2 separate regions of the Homo sapiens genome follow, and region 2 is linked to region 1. A link is a loop called in an ENCODE intact Hi-C map of the cell type or tissue named here. Cell type or tissue: IMR-90. All regions are shown on one strand. Each heading gives the region's core, and the rest is flanking DNA. Links, peaks and the distances in the headings are about the cores only.

Region 1 (8,342 bases), core at 116-8,115:
CTAGGGTAGAAGAGAGCCTCCTACTTCTTAGGTGCTGAGGATAAGCTTCTCCTGTGGGCACCCTCATGTTCCTTTGCCCCCAGGGCCTTTACGGCCATCCCCATTGTCTTGGTTCATCTTCTGCTACTATAACAGAATGCTACCAACTGGGCAAATTATAATGAACAGAAATTTATTTGGCTCATGGTTCTAGGGGCTGGAAAGTCCAAGATCGAGGGGATGGCATCTAGTGAGGCCTTCTTGCTGGGTCATAACATGGTGGAAGATATCATACGGCAAGAGAGACAAAAGAGAGGGCCAAACCTGCTTTTATAGCAAACCTACTCCCACAATAACAACATTCATCCATTAAAGGTCCCACCTGTCAACACTGTTGTGTTGGGGATTAAGTTTCCAACACATGAACTTCGGGGGACACATTCAAACCATAGCACCCATCTTCTCACAGCTCAGGCCACTGGGTGCAGACTGAGGATGAGTAATGAGGCCTGAAAAGGGGGAGGACCCATCACAAGCCACCAGTAGCCCTCTTTATGTCTCAGGAATCCCAGGTGAACCAGGAGAAATGGGCTGAAATAGCCAGTCTTATAGTCCTGAGAAATCATGTAATCCAAACCAAAACAAGCCAAGAAAACTCAGATACTGTCTGCTATGGGTAACACCAGAATAGTGCCTTCTCATTCATTTAGGCTCCAGCTAAACCCAACAAAATAAGCACAGCCATTCAAATTTCACAACCTCCAACTGTCAAAGTAGAATATTAATTTTATATAAATCAGAAATTTTATTGTTATTATTTAATTTTAAATAATAGCAAATTTAGTTACATAAAAATATTTAAATAAAAGTATTTAGCTTTATATAAATCAGAAATTAATTTTAATTTCTGAATGTGAGCCCCCATTTTGCTGATGGTAGTGAATTTCATCTTGCCAAGTTTAAATAAACGTCCAAGCACACTGTGTCTTCCCCATTACCACTGTAGTCCTCTCTCAGCTCCACCCTGCCCTTTCAGGAGGCATAAGGACCTTTGGATATTCTCTTTGCATTAAGATGGGGTATCAGGATTCCATGAGGCTAACGTCAGAGCCCTCTGGCTGTTGTCCAGTCATATGTGACTTCTCCACCGCTGTGGGGCCAGGCTGCCTGTGAAGAGCTCTAAGAAGTATGTGGTCTCCTTGGGCTGCACCATGGGCAGGGAAGTGCAAGTTACTATGCTCAAGAATCACCCAGACCTCTCTGGGTCTCTATCATCATCCCCCCAACCAGGGGCTTGGCTCTGACAGTGTGATCCTTTCTCTAAAACACTCCTGACATCAAATTCAATTTATCTCCTCCACTAACTCAAAAAGCAAAACCAAGGAAACGCCTCCAAAGCCAGGAAAAAGATTTGTATTTGGCAAGAAGGCTGTCCTTACATAATTATTCATTCTTTTTAATTCTATTGTTTATGAAATCAACCTTATCCTCCTTCAGGCATTTTGACTGCTGGAACTCAGATAATAATAAATAATAGTAATAATTTTTTTTTAAACAATAGCTTTTCTCTTCTTGGCAAGGAACTGCCAGCTTCACCGACCATGGTCTAATCCAAGGAGCTACAGAATCCACATGACCCTTTTATGGAGCCTCCCTGATTTCAGGCTCCTGCCCTGGATACAGAGCCAGAAAGAGCAAAGAAAGGAAATTCTGTGCTTTTCAAGTAAGTCAACCATCAGAGCCCAAAGGAAGTAAAAATAACTCAAGCTAGTGTCATGCAAGCACTTGTCCAACAAAAATAGAAGTGGCTCTGGCCATGAAAGGCTTTGTCTATACCACAATTGTCCCAAAGGGAAACACCAGTTAATCATGGTACCCTTCAAACGGCCATTTCTTGGTTATGTTCCCTTATTTCTGTGTTAGTTCCCTCTAACAGAAAAGTAAAGGAAAGAAAATTGAGAGGGAAGAATAGAGAAGGAGTGAGTAAGGATCAGCCCATAAGATATGGCAGCCCATAAGATAGAGATTTTTTAAAACAACACAGAAATTATTTGTTTGAGACACACATGCATAAATACTGAATATTAAATTTAATTTTAACTTTTTCTATATTAACCAAATTACCATTTTTAACTGTATACTACTGTAGTCTACATTTAAATTTCCTTACTTGTGCTAATAATATTCTTTAGAGTCCAATTTTCCTCCAGTATCCAAAATCCAATCATCGATTACACATCGATAGCAGTTAGTTGAATGTCTTGTTAGTTTCTTTTAATCTGGGATAGTTCCCAGACTTTTTGTCTTTTATGACACTGACTGTTTGAAGAATCCAGGCCAGTTGCTTTGCAGAATGTCCTTCAATTTGGGTTGATTTGGTTGTTTATTCTTGATTAGATTCAAATTCAATATTTTTGGCAGGAATTCTGTGCAGGTGGTGTTGTGTCCTCATATGTCACATCAGAGGCCATAATGATGATTTGTCTATTATTGATGTTAAGTTTGATCACTTAGTTATAGCAGTATCTGCCAAATTTCTCCACCATAAAAGTTCCCTTTTCCCTTTGTAATTAGTAAGTAATCTATGGGACGATACTTTGAGACTGTGAACATCCTCTTCCCCAACAACATTTCAGCCAATGGTTTTAGAAACCATTAATAATTCTTGCCTGAATTATTACTATGTAATAATTAAAATAATATAAAAATTAATAAAAATAATTGTAATAATATTACAATAATAATTATTTCAACCACCATAGTGGTTGAAAATGGTGCTTTTGTAATTCTATCATTTGTATTTATTAATTGGCATTCTTCTACAAAGAAAGGCTTTCCCTTCTCCCCTCCCCTTTTATTTAGTATAAATATAGATGGATAGGTTCTTTTTTAATGCAATGAGTTATTACTCATAACTGTTATTACTAATTTTGATTCTCAGGTTGTCCGAAATTTGTCCAGGGGAGCCCCTTGAAGCAAATCCTGTGTCATTTTGACACACCTTCAGTTTTAAACACCTTATGGTGGTATTTAAAATGAAAGAAAGAAATCAAGGTTGAAATGCTGAAGAAGGAAGAAGAGCCACAAAGGACAAGACAAGAGAAAGATAGTTCTGATGACAATGAAACTCTTTTTAACTAAAACAGAACTCTTGTCTTCAGCCAGAGCTCTCTGTTGTCCACCGCTGGGACTTAGATATATTCAGGAGCCACAGGGACAGGCCTGACAACAGGAAACATACATGGAAAGTCTCCTGGGAAGAACTCAAGATTTTTCACCTGATGGACTTTAAAGTATTAAGGCATGCCTGGCAAATAGTCTATTTTCAGAAGGGTGAAGGAAGGTAGGACTCATCCTAAGGAAAGAGACAGTTGGGCACAATGGATTGGTCCTTGGTTGTTAAAGGAGAATAGAAGTTATTAAAAATGAAAGTATGGGGGATACTACAGGAATCCACCTCCAGCCAGCCCTGTAGGTGAGAGAGAGGTAACTGAGAGGAATGGGAACTCTAGCTCATGGAGGTTCAAGCAACACTGCTTTGGAACCCTTCTAGCAGAAGGCAACACACCGGGGAGACAGCTGCACTTCCCCTTGGCAGCACAGCTTGTTATGGAATGAATGTTTGTGTCCCTAAAATTCATACACTGAAATCCTAATCCCCAATGTGATGGTATTAGGAGGTGGGGCCTTTGGGTGGTAAATAGGTCATGTGGGTGGAGCCATCACGAATGGGATTAATGCCCTTATAAAAGGGATCCAGAGAGTTGTCCCTCTCGTCCTCGCTCTCGCTCTTGCTCTCTTCCTCCCATGTGAAGACCCAAAGAGAAGTGAGCAGCCTGCAACCCAGGAGAGGGCCTGGCCTTGCCAGAACCTGGCCATGCTGCACCCTGACCTCAGACTTCTAGACCTCCGAGCTGCGAGAAATACACTTCTGTTGTTTATAAACCATCTAGTCTATGGTAATTAGTTATAGCAGCCCTAATGAGCTAAGACACAACCCCATACAGCTTTGGTTTCCAGGGAAGCCACAGCAGAATCTACTTTGGCTGGCAGATCACTTGCACCTGGTGGAACAGTGCAGACACTACCAGAGAGGGCTTCTTTATGAGAACCTTGGGACTGACCCACAGAAATACATGAAATGGAAAAGAAGATGAACTATTTAGATAACTCTACATGAACAGCCTAGGCCGATTAATTTAGGCTACAAAATAAATAGTCCTTTGCCTGGGAAGTAGACATGGAAGTTATAATGATCCCTGAAACAAAGGCTCAGTGGGGTCCTCCTGTGTCTCAAGGCCAACTAGCTAGTAAGTAGTACTCACAGGACCTGAACTCCTAGTCCAACATCCTCTCCACCTAGCAGAAAGGAAATGAAGGCAGATGTGGAATTCCAGAAGGATGGAAAGAGAAGTCAACATCGCCACAGTAAGAAAAGTGTGGATGAGAATGATGTAGGAAGAGTCAGAATGGTCTGCATACGAGAGCCAAGAAGGTCACCTCAGGAACCCCAAGACTGAGGAAGAGATTCCATGGAAGCCAAAGGTACCCCAGGGCAGCACCGTTAAGGGACAGGAGAGATCAGGAACATGCCCTACTGGCTCTGCCTCAGATGACCAACAAACACGGTCCATAGTCAAATGGAATGGGGAGAATAAAGGAAAAACTGCACCTCAACGAAAGCAGAAATGATCACAGGCAGAATCACAGTGGGGAAAGAAGGCAAGAAGCAGGAACAATGAAACAAAAGTCGATGTCAGGCCTTTGTTGGGCAATACCCACTATTCATAAGTATTTGTGATAGACGAAGATGCCCTCAGGGAAACACTTCAACAAAAGCACAAGATCAAACCTTGACGGGAATGGCTGCCAGTCCCTAATACAAACCTTTGCTTATTTATTTTAAATCTCTGAGCATCACTTACAGGAAAAATAAACTTTCCTTCCAAAACTAAGTTTGCTTATATGCATTGTCTATTGCCTCCCCCTAGTGATTGGATATGTGAAATGCCATAAGAATCTATTGGCAGAGCTGGAGAAATTAAGTGACCGCGATGATGGTGATGACAATGACGATGATGATGATGATGATGCCTTTTTATACTTGAACAGTACTGCATGCTCCTCAAAGTGCTTTCACACAGGTAATTTCATGTATCTGGATAACTACTTTGTAAAATAGACAATATGGATTCCACTTCCAAATCATCTCACACTGACATTGCTTTGGAGCCTATTAATCAAAATCCGAGACAGAAAACTACCTAGGGATTTGGAGTCAGACCTACATTTGTAGCCTGGTGCCACCATGCACCCCTTTGTGATTTCGAGCCAGTGGCTTAAACCATGAGCCTCCATTTCCATATGTGTAAAAGGGGTTGAGACTGTATATATCATAGAGATACAATAACCACTATATGAATCATTCAGTACTGGCTTGAGCACTGTGCCTGGTGTGAGGTAAGACCTTTTAAAATGTCATGGTGGTGGTTGTTGTTGCTGCTGCTGCTGCTGCTGCTTGTTAATGGCATCTTTTAGGAGTGGTCTTTCACTTCCTCAGGATCACATTTATGATTTCTGAGCCTGCTGGGAGACAATTCTTCCTTGTATCTAACTGAAAAACATGTACTTTACTTAAATCTACTTTCAACCAGATGCAGGAGCTTGTGCCTGTAATCCCAGTGCTTTGGGAGGCTGAGGCAGGAGGATCGCTTAAGGCCAGGAGTTCAAGTCTGCAGTGAACCATGATCACACCACTGCACTACAGCCTGGGTGACAGAGCAAGACCCTGTCTCAGAAAAAAAAAAAAAAAATCTACTTCTCTTTCTCAATTTTCCTTATTTTCCAGTTATTTTTCCCTCCTTGGCCTGGCTTATGACCTGTCTTAGGGTTCATTTCTAAAGCAGAAGAACCTTGGCCTGACAAGAAGTGCAAAATTGCAGGGTGTCCTTTCCAGATGCTCCTTCAGATGCTATAAAGTCTGCCTGTCCAGCCTAGGAACCCTGGGAGCTAAGTGCAATCAGAAGAGCACATTAGACCAGGCGTTGCTCAGAACAATTCTCTTCCTCAAAGACTTTATCCCTGGTGGTTAAAGAGGAACTAGTGGTCATAAGAAAGTGTGGAAAAATCAGATAGGGAGCTTTTTAAGACTCTAAATCTGGCTTATTATCAGTGAGCAAGCTTATGAAGCACACATGCACCTGAGTGCATGCGCACACACACACACACAGAGGTTCACAGCAATTATGGGCTTATGAGATCTGCCTGGGGATAGCGAAAAGTAATTCCTGAAGTCAGCTACCAAAAATAGCTCCAGCACCTGGGCTTAGCAGACGTCAGGATGAAAAGCAAACAGCTTATTCTTGAGCAAACACTTTTGACACAACCACAAGTCACCCAGGCAGCCCTCATCGCAGGTGCTGGCCTGTCTCCACTTCATGGAGGAGTCAAGAGTCTGCCACATCCCATTAGGCCTTATGAAATAATAAGTAGGAGAGAAAGTAAAATGGTATTCAGGAACTACAGAAACTTCTTTATCCTGATGCTTCCTTCCTACTGCTGAAGAAAACACCATCCTTGCCACCTCCAAGTGGCAGAAGTCTATAATTCTTTTTCCTGCATACTAGGAAGGTCTTTCTCAATAGTTATGCCCTGGGATGTGAGATACCAGCCCACACAATCAAGCCCGTGCATGCCTCTCTGCAATGAGCTTGGAGAACTCATACTCCAGTCCCTAAAGTGCACACAGCAGACTCCATCCAAGTGTCAGTTTCTTCAAAGCTTCCAGCCTTCCCTGTGAGCCCACACCAAGGGTGGACAAAACTGTAACAAACCAGGGACCTGCCATGCTGACCCCACCTCAGGAGCCAGGGACACTTGGGAACCAGAGGCCTAATTCACTGTGCTTAGCATCGTATTTGCACCACCATATTTGCACTCAACAATATCTGATTGAAGGATTCTATTCATGCACATTGAAAAAAATGATGTCTCCAAGTCTTAGGTGATGGTGGGTGAAATGTACAGGACCAAGAAGATACAGCTCTTGCGCTGGGAGATGAACATTCATTGAGTACTGTCTACGTGCCAGGCAGTGTAAGATGCTTGACCCACATTTATCCTATAGTCCTCACAATGATCTATGAGAAGGTGTTAGAATCCTTGCTGGACAGGTACAAAGATTGGGGCTGTAAAAGTTTAGGCCACTCGCTGATGGCTACACAGCTTGAGGAACAGAACAAGAATTTGGAACCAAAGGCTGTCTACTTAAAGGTGGTGTGATTACAATGCTGACATCCTAAGAAGCAGCAAATGTTACTGTGAGTGGGAACCTGAAAAGATGGCTCACCTGGCTGGGACAAGCTTAGCTAAGGCAGCATTTAATAGGCAAGCTGTGCACCTCCTCAGTCCAGTCTGGACACCCAAATCTTGACTGCAGTTGTCCGTTGAGGGCTACCTTATTCAAGAACTGAAGAGGGTTCTTTAACTTTATGAAGCCAGCACAAAGAACCAGATAAGAATGACCACATTCACTCTAGGGAATGAGGTTAAGAGCATAGAGGTTCTAGTGTCACATTACCTGGGTGACGCCTTGATTAAGCCACTTAGTAGCTGTATGATCTTGGGCAAGTCAATGAATCTCTCTGGGTCTCAGTTTTCTCATCTGTACAATGGGATAAAAATGGAATCTACTTCATTTAGTGGAAGGTTTAATGAGATGATATCCTGAAAGTACTTAGCACAGCAGCTGAAACATTGCAATTATTCAATTCATGGTCACCACTGTTATTACTATATTCCTATCATTACAGTTATCAATCATAATTATATACAATAAAAGATAAATAATCTGTACTAGGGTGGACTCACATTAATTTCCAAATTCTCCTTGCTGGAATTGAACAACTTTAGCCAGATATGGCTAAAGGAAATGTCTTTCTTTTCTTTGGTTTTGCATTTTCTGCAGATTCTGTTCCATGCAACGTGTGCCCTTTCCCCATCTGTCTTCATCCTGGGGCCAGGAGGGAGGGAGAGCTTCCAGACTGATCATCAGACACCAGCGTGGTCAACAGAGCATTCACAGGGACTGTGATAGAAGTCTGGTGGTAGTAGTTCTGGGGCCTGAGCAAAAGAGCTATCAACTGCCCTGTTCATCAATGCCTTGCCCCCTGACTTGTTCATTTCCTTGAACCAGGGTCCATACCCTAAATGCAAGGAATAACTAATATCTGCTCCAAGTCCACATATTTCTATAGAAAGTTTCCATTTTGAAGGGAAAGGCACTTTCTTGCTTTACCACCACTTGTTGGCATATACACATAAGATACAGCAGTGTATCATCAGGGTTCCCCAGAGAAATAGAA
Region 2 (8,342 bases), core at 28-8,027, 560 kb before region 1:
AGTCTTACCCAAGCCCCCAAAATGGAAAGAAAACACTGATGTAGGATGCTTTGAATGTTGAGCCCATTTAAAGAAAATCTGTGATATCAGACTTCTGCCATTTTTGTACGTTGCTTAAGGCAAATGGCCAGGGTTAGGAAAGGGGAATGCTTTTAGGTTAGGAAAATGCCTTTTCTGTGTCTTTTAGATTAAAAAAGTACTAGCCAAGGGCTGTGATTTGGAGGCCTTGGAATTTGGGGAAGGTATGAAAGTGGGAAAAGAGACTGCAGGCAGAAACAAATCCCATGAAGGTGGGGAGTGGCTCCGGGGCAGCAGGTAATGCACACCCTGCAGCATGGGTGGCTGAGGAACTTCGGAACTAGCATGATAGTCACCTCGAAGTCACTTCCAGTTCTGGCAAGGATTTCCCTCTGGTAATGCTAAGCCAGGAGAAGAGTCCTGACCCTACAAAGGCCCGGAGTACTGGTGCCCTGGGGTCCAACATGCTGCACCTATGGAAAGCAGAAACGTGGGCTGGGCTGGCCTGAAAAGATGAGACTAAAGCCAGGACTGGGATTTGGTGGCAGTAAAAACCAGGGCGCCTAAGGCCACCAGCAGGATCATCGTCAATAAATGGGGAAGTGTAGACTTCCTTCAATTACATGAATTAGGGCTCACATGACCTTGTTTCCATGTATTAAAGTCTAAAATAGAGTCAGATTTAGGTGGTTAGGGGAAATTAAAGAAGAGTTTAAACCTGAGATCAATTTTCACTTTCCTTCTTGGGTCATGTCTTACGGAAAAGTCTGCAAGTACATATGGCATTGAACTTTTTGTTAGAAGTATCAATTGTTCAACAATATTTTTTAACATTTAAAATATGACTTTCAGAAATAGAGTTTCTAGTAAATGACAGATTCACTGACTTGAGCCAATCATTTCCAGTATTTTGGAAATAAAAGTTTCTCCAAGGCCCTAAGTTGTTTTGGAATCTATTTCCAAAATATCAGAAAGGAGAGCAGGTAGGGTCTTTTCTTGGCATTCACTATAACTTAGTTCAAACACAATTACTGTAACATAATGCTGTGACCTTACTACATCAACACAAATTTAGAAAGCTCTTTAACATCATAAAGAAAACCAGCTCAAGCAGCTTGCTGTGTACACCAGGGGTCCCCAACCCCTGGGCCACAGGCTGCTATCAGTCTGTGGCCTGTTAGGAACCACGGCACACAGCAGGAGGTGAGTGGCAGACGAGCAAGCGAAGTTTCATCTGTATTTACAGCTGCTCCCCATTGCTATCATTGCCACCTGAGCTCCTCCTGTCAGATCAGCAGCGGCATTAGGTTCTCATAGGAGCGTGAACCCTATTGTGAATGCGCATGTGAGGGATCTAGACTGTGCGCTCCTTATGAGAATCTAATGCCTGATGATCTGTTACTGTCTCCCATCATCCCCAGATGGGACTGTCTGGTTGCTGGAAAACAAACTCAGGGCTCCCACTGATTCTATATTATGGTGAATTATATAATTATTTAGTTATATATTACAATGAAATAATAATAGAAATACAGTACACAACAAATGTAACGTGCTTGAATCATCCCAAAACCATGTGCCTCCCCGGTCCGTGGAGAAATTGTTTTTCACAAAACTGGTCCCTGGTGCCAAAATGGCTGGGGACTGCTGGTGTAGACAATAATGATTTCCTATATTCACTTCTCTATTGGGCAGCTGTGATGAGAACGCAGGTCGCCACCTCTGTTCTCATAACACTGCATGTGCCTCGAACACACGTTCAGTCTTATTTATTTTTCCACCCCAGCATCAACAGTGTGGCAGGCATTCAATGAATGTCAAACGAATGAATGAATGAATGAATGAATGAACGAATGAACTGCTACAGATACAAGATGAGATTTAGAGTTTCTTTCTTCAGGTCTTCCCCTCACCTTCCCTACTTCTCACTAGCAAAGGTACCAGTAGTGACACTCTCAGCTCAAATGTTTTGAGTCTATAAAAACCACTTTATTACAGTATAAATGTTATTAGGTTAAAATATAACTGGGCAATTACAGATAAACAGATTAAAGAATTTCAGCTTTATCCAGCTGAAGAAATTAAGCCTTACTTTGCAATCCCAGATGCCCAGACCAGATGTGAGTCAAGTATTTTCTTCTCAGCTGAGGATATGTATTTTCTTACAGCTATGCTGCTTGTGTCACAGGCTCAGCTCTGCCAGCCTTTGCCATTCAGGGATGAGAACAGTTAGAACTGGCTGTCCTGCTTCAACTTACAACTCAAAACTAATGTCAGGGAGTTTTGTGAGTCTCCAGACTCTAAAACAAACATGGTTCATACGTCTAGAGAATTTTCTTCCTCTTATAAACCCATATACACACGTAAAGGCACTTATATAAAATGTAATGATAACAGAAGGCAGTATTGCAGGATAAACAATGGGTAACATGTCTTAATGGCAGCCAAAGAATTTTCATCCAAATTTTAAAGTATGAGGGAAATAAATAATTAAATCTTTTATTTGTTAAGAAGCAGTGTTAGCTCTCAACCACAAAGTGAAAGCCAATAGAGAAACTAACACATATCCAGAAAATATTAATTTATTATAGTTATGATTTAGCCCATTTAATTCAAGCTCTATAAGGCTGCTAAGTGAGCCTTTATCAACTGTATGGAGAGAGAAAATGGGATTTATCACTGTGGCAGACACTGTTGGTTGCCTTACTAATGTCCTTTTCCCTGCTGGCTGAGCTGGCTTCCTGCGAAAAAGCCTGACGACATCCACGCTAGCTCTCCCACTCTCCTCTGAGGCTAGCGCATGGAAATGTATCCACTTTCGGCCAGTGGGACTTAGGAGACATCTGGTGTGGAGCTCCTGGGGATGAGAGACACTGAGAGAGACTCCTTCCCTTCTCTGTCACTAAAATATGACATGATGTTTGGAGCTGAAGTAGACCACCTTGCAACGTGAGAGGAAGGTCAAAAGACTCTCACAGAAGTTGGCTCAGAGCCCTGACATCTTTGAGATGCTGAATCAAACGTGGAACTACCTGTCCCCAGACCTCTGGAATAAAAATCAGGGTTTTAGGCTGCTTTTCGTTAGGCATTTTGTCACTTGCAGTGTACAGCATCATTACATGGTTTGGTTCAAACATTTTCTCCTTCTGGGTTTCCTATTTCAGTCAATAGCACAACAGTCACTCACACTTAAAAACTTCATGTCACCCCTGAGCCCTCTCTTGCCACTGTTGTTCACATACAGTTAGCATTATTACCTTCATAATTAATCCAATAGGGAGTCAAAGCCGGGCTGATTTCACTGTATTAAGGCAAAAATCAAATGCAAAACAATGTGTAACATTTCACTTTTTCTCCTCAAATACAAAGTAGCTGTTGGGCAGCCAGTAGCTACAAAACTGATTTATTCCTCAAAGGAATTTTATAATCAGCTTTTTTGCAGCCCTTAACTTTCTGTCCTGAAGATGCTTTTGTGCAATCATCATGTATCATCTGGCATCTGGGCTGGCTTCAGTAGCTTGCTCAATGACCAAGAGAATGCCGTGGATGTGACACATGGGACTTCTGATACTAGGTCAGGAAAGGCTTGCAGCTTCCATTTGCCGCTCTGGGGGTTCCCAGCTGTGGGCAAGAAGCCTGACTACGTACATGCCACTAGGCTCCAAGAAGCCAAAGCCACAGGGAGAGGGCCTGGAGAATGAAATGCCACATGGGGATAGGGAGGCCTGGGAGCACCAAGATGCAGACATGTGCATGGAGAAGCCTCTGTGAGAGTGGATCCTCCAGCTCCAGCTGCCCCAGATGTGGACCAGAGACTGACTACTCAGTGGTGCCCTTCCCAGATTCCTGACCCACAAAATAATGAATAAAACAGAAGGTTTTTGTGAACTCACTAAATTCTGTGGTAGTTTTCTACACAACAAAAGACAACTGAAACAATCAGCTTACAAGGCCTACTGGTACCAGAGCACTTTTTAAAAAATCTTATGTGACTCATCACCCAAGACACTACGGTTATCTGTGTGTACGTCTTACCTACACCCAAGAGAACGGAACAGGTGTGTCTACCATGGCAGGCAGCAGTGTCTCTACACAGAGCAGGGTCTATGTTTCTAATGGAAGTGTTATGTGCTCCTGAATGTATGTTAAGAGGTTGTTTGTGTTTAAAGCAAATATGCATTTTTATTGTGATAATCTCTGGTTAGAAGACTGAGATGTGAAGAAAATTTTGTATTAATATTTAAAATGATTATAGACTACAAAAAGTATCTGTGAATCATTCAAAGTATTGCCAGAGAAGACAAAGGCCACCAAGTGTGTCACATGGACATTTTTGTAGTCCTTAATACATTTAGAGCAAGAATAGAGGGGACACTAGGAAGGCAGAAGAAGAAAATCACCATGTATGTTAGAAACTATGAGGCTGCTTTGCAAACTACATGTATGATGTATACCAAAGAGGTATGCCTTACTAGGTCTGCCTTTGTATACCAAGAGGTATGCCTTACTAGAGTCTGCCTCATTTAAGGGAATGCGGTGTGCATGCGTGTGTGTATGCATGCACGCACATACATGTGCATGCTCGCATCTGCATTTCAAATAAAATGAAATTCTTTTTCTTCAAAGGACACCAATTTTTCTATTATGAAGTCTTTCTTAGTACCAAATGACTCAGGAGTTTAATATCCCTCTTGTCTAGACATCCCGGAAGTTGACTATTATAGAACTGCAGTTATTGTTCCTGGGCCACACAATAGTCTGGCTAAATCAAATGAATGTTTTTGAAATGAGCACACTCTGCATAGTCTTCTTTGTGTGTAGATATAATTAGGGTTGTTTCTGCCTCTCAAAAATAGAGGGCCAGAGATCTGGTGTGGCTTGTATGCTGAAGCAACGTTTTCTAGATACCAAGCTGCTCTGAAGAGCTCTGCACCACATATCTGAACGTGGTGCTCTTCTCTGAGGCTGCCCACTGCACTTGCCTTTCAGGTCCCCGCAAAATGCCTGGGAAGAAAGAGTCCCTGGGGCTGGATGTGCTCTGGGATGAGCATGCATCTCCTCACTCTGCCTGGGCTCACGCGATCTGCTCTCTGTGAAGAAGTCAGAGGTTCTCTAACAGCCTGCCCGATGGGAGCAGGGCTAGGAAACGTCCTGAACGCTCTATTGGGACAGCTAGTGACCTCTTTGTCTTCTAGGTTCTACCAAGAAACGTAATGTACGCTTGTGTTCTCAACAGCCTTCTGAATGATGGCCACAACATGGCAGTATTTAATATGGCATCGCAGACTAAGTATCGGCTCCCCTGCAGATGATGATGTGTGTTTTAGGCAAGTTTATTTTCAGCCACTTTAACTGTTAAATCTAATTGGTAATTTAATATTTCAGTCCACTATAAAATCTAAATAAACAACTATACAAAATGACTACCACAGAAAGGGCCAAACGAAATTGGAAAAATAACTATACTGACCTCTCACAGTGGCTCTGGTTATGAAATACAAACTTTCTATGTCAAGGTGTATTGCTGTAGAAACATTTTAATCGGTATGGGAAAACATAATAATAAAACTGTTTGGGGGTAGGTCTGAGTGGGGCCAATGAGTTGAACCTTTGTTATTCAGAAACAACTTCTGATATTTATGTTTATGGCAGAAAGCTGCACATTTATGAGCAAATGAATGAGTTTACAGCGAGCGTGCGGCAGCCTGGAAATAACTGCTGAATGATTTTACCATCTCGAGCACTGTGCACACTGTGATGTCGGGGCAGAGCAGGGTGAGGACTAGAGGGTATCAAACGTATATGGGCAGGTACTAATTATCCCGTGAGGCATGATACTAACTGCATCTAAAATTGCATCACCTCACTGCAGTAGCCACTGATAATCCAGCAAATGCTTAAACATCGGGCAGAAGAAACATTTATATCAAACTGGCTTTCTCAATATGACTACCTGGTTTTATTCTGCTGAGCTCAAACTTTACATGTACTTTAGAAAAATGGAATAACCACATGTAGATACTGCAGAGATCAACTTGGCTAGTGGACTCTGATGCTGAAAAAAACAACACACTGGACCAGGTTTGAATCTGAGTTCAGCTACTCACCAACCATAACCTCTCTGATCTTTCAACTACTACCTTTATAATTCATCAATAAAGGGAGTCAATGTCAGTAGCACTGATTTCACTGGATTTAAAGAAGAGAAAATGATGTATATAAAACATGGCACTTTCTCCCTTCAAATATGAACCTGTATTTAGAGCAGTTCCCTGCAGTCCATAACATTTTTTTGGACCCCACTATTCTGTTTGGCTTTAAGTATATGCTAGATATTGACTGTATTAATTAGAGATAATCCTGGTATGACAAACATATTTTTCTAGAACTAATGACTATTATGTCAGGCTGACAAGTATAATTAGGCAATAAATCCTCAATCAGTCTGGTTCAATTTGCTACAGGGAAGATGAGGTCTCTGCCATCTTTGTCAATTTATGTTTAAAATATGTGTGAGTACTATTTCTAAAGAGAGGAGGTGGCTAAAGGAATTCACAATTTACGTTGCATGAAACACACTCTTTAAAATATTCTACCTTTTCAAGGAACCATATTTCAAACAAGCGCCGGAACCATGGCCACGATAAGAAAGTCACAAAGTGCTAACTTGGATTTCATCAGAATCAACAGCATTTTCTAGTAAATCAAAATCATAGGCCTATTTGTTAGAGGCAATAGCGTTGAACTCGGCCCTGGGCCACTCCTGAGCCCATCCTGGATTGGTTTACTGAGCTATTCGATAAACCCTGGTACAGAATCTATGGCACGCAAGAGTGCTGGACAGGGCTGGGGCAGGCACGCTCAATCTATCAGCAAGCACAGACACCAGAGAAAGTAAGAATATGTGAGGAGAGTCTGTTTCTAATTTGGGGTCACGCTCAAGTACAAAGAAGCTAGATCTGGTTGGTGGTACCAGTTTCAGAAGATGATCTGACTTGAATATAGTTGGGAAAACATGAACACCAAAGGCTGCAGCCAGAGAGTTGGGCAGGTGACATTCACATGCTTTGTGGACACCTGGTCCCAGGAATCCTACCATTTCCAATTAGATGAAAAGCTCCTTGAGGGTAAGAACTCCAGTCTTTTTAAACCAGCCTTCAATTCCAGCAGTGTACTGTTTCGCTAATAGTACAGATTGGGCTGAATCTCCAATCCAACACGGGCTGGCTGTAGGACTCTGGGCAAGTTACGTAAGTACTCTGGCCTCAGTTTTGTCACCTGTACAAGTGCTGGCCTTGTCCCCAGAAAGGTCACTGCTGTCTAAGAATTGAGTTTCAACTACTATATCTACCCAGTTTATGACAAATTGCTAAATAAGTGAAAGGTTCATATTGAAGTTTGTATGGATTTTTTCATTGTGTTTTAGAACGTATTAAGTCAACCTAATGTGCAATCTATTTTTTTTTTCTTTTTTGAGACAGGGTCTCACTCTGTCACCTTGGCTGGAGTACAGTGGCACAGTCACAGCTCATTGCAGCCTCAATCTCCCAGGCTCAAGCAATTCTCCTGCCTTAGCCTCTTGAGTAGCTGGGACCACAGGCGCACACCACCACACCCAGCTAATTTTTTGTATTTTTTTGTAGAGATGGGTTTTCTCCACGTTGGCCAGGCTGGTTTCTAACTCCTAGGCTCAAGCGATCTGTCTGCCTTGGCCTCCTAAAGTGCCGGGACTATAGGTGTGAGCCATTGCACCTAACCCAATCAATTCTTTTTATTGCTTTATTTGTCCCACATCTTTTGGAAAACAGGGGCAAAGTGTAGCTTTCCCACATAAGAATGCTGTGACTCAGTCACATATCTATATAAACATGTTCACATTACCAATCACACACTGTACATTAGTTACCATAAATGAAAACCAATCAGGACTTTCAAAGTTCTTCTGCCTTTTCGTCTCAGTTTTGAAAGCACACACTTTAATGCAGACTCTGATGGCACCTCCCAACAATGACTCCGTGTAGCAGCTCCCTACAAAGCATGAGACGATGCAGCAGGGGTGCAGATCTGAAAGCGTCACATACCACAGTGTGAGGCAATGCTCTGAAATCACACCCATCTCAACACACACACACAGCAGGCATCGTAACTGCTGGTCACTTCAGGGACTGATCCTGCAGTAAGGACCACCCATGGTTACCTAGAGAAAGGTAGGGAGGGCCACACTCACCTGATAAGAGATGGAGAAAGTGACCCTGAACAACCCCATTCTTTAAAACAGCATTGCATTTGCTTTTGAACATTTTATGTTTCCAGATGTGAGCAAA

Evidence for each region. Peaks named below come from ENCODE experiments on the same cell type or tissue, not always from the same donor. Only the 100,000 strongest peaks of a DNase experiment are listed, where the experiment ranks them.
Region 2: a loop joins it to region 1, with 2.3 times the contacts of the local background. A loop is called at or near these places in 2 of 110 quality-filtered maps.

Annotation. Positions count from the first base shown.
Region 1 is chr14:55,704,151-55,712,492 of GRCh38, reverse strand. No RefSeq gene overlaps it. Among named protein-coding and RNA genes, the nearest start is that of LINC00520, 88 kb to the left of the region's middle. In IMR-90, for the core only: a CTCF peak has its summit at 4,965 (motif pointing left); DNase peaks (open chromatin) are centred at 1,112 and 4,972.
Region 2 is chr14:56,268,593-56,276,934 of GRCh38, reverse strand. All of the region lies in intron 2 of PELI2 (pellino E3 ubiquitin protein ligase family member 2), which reads right to left. Among named protein-coding and RNA genes, the nearest start is that of LINC02284, 38 kb to the left of the region's middle. In IMR-90, for the core only: no CTCF peak of the experiment used is centred there; DNase peaks (open chromatin) are centred at 3,544 and 4,744; H3K27ac peaks cover 61 bases.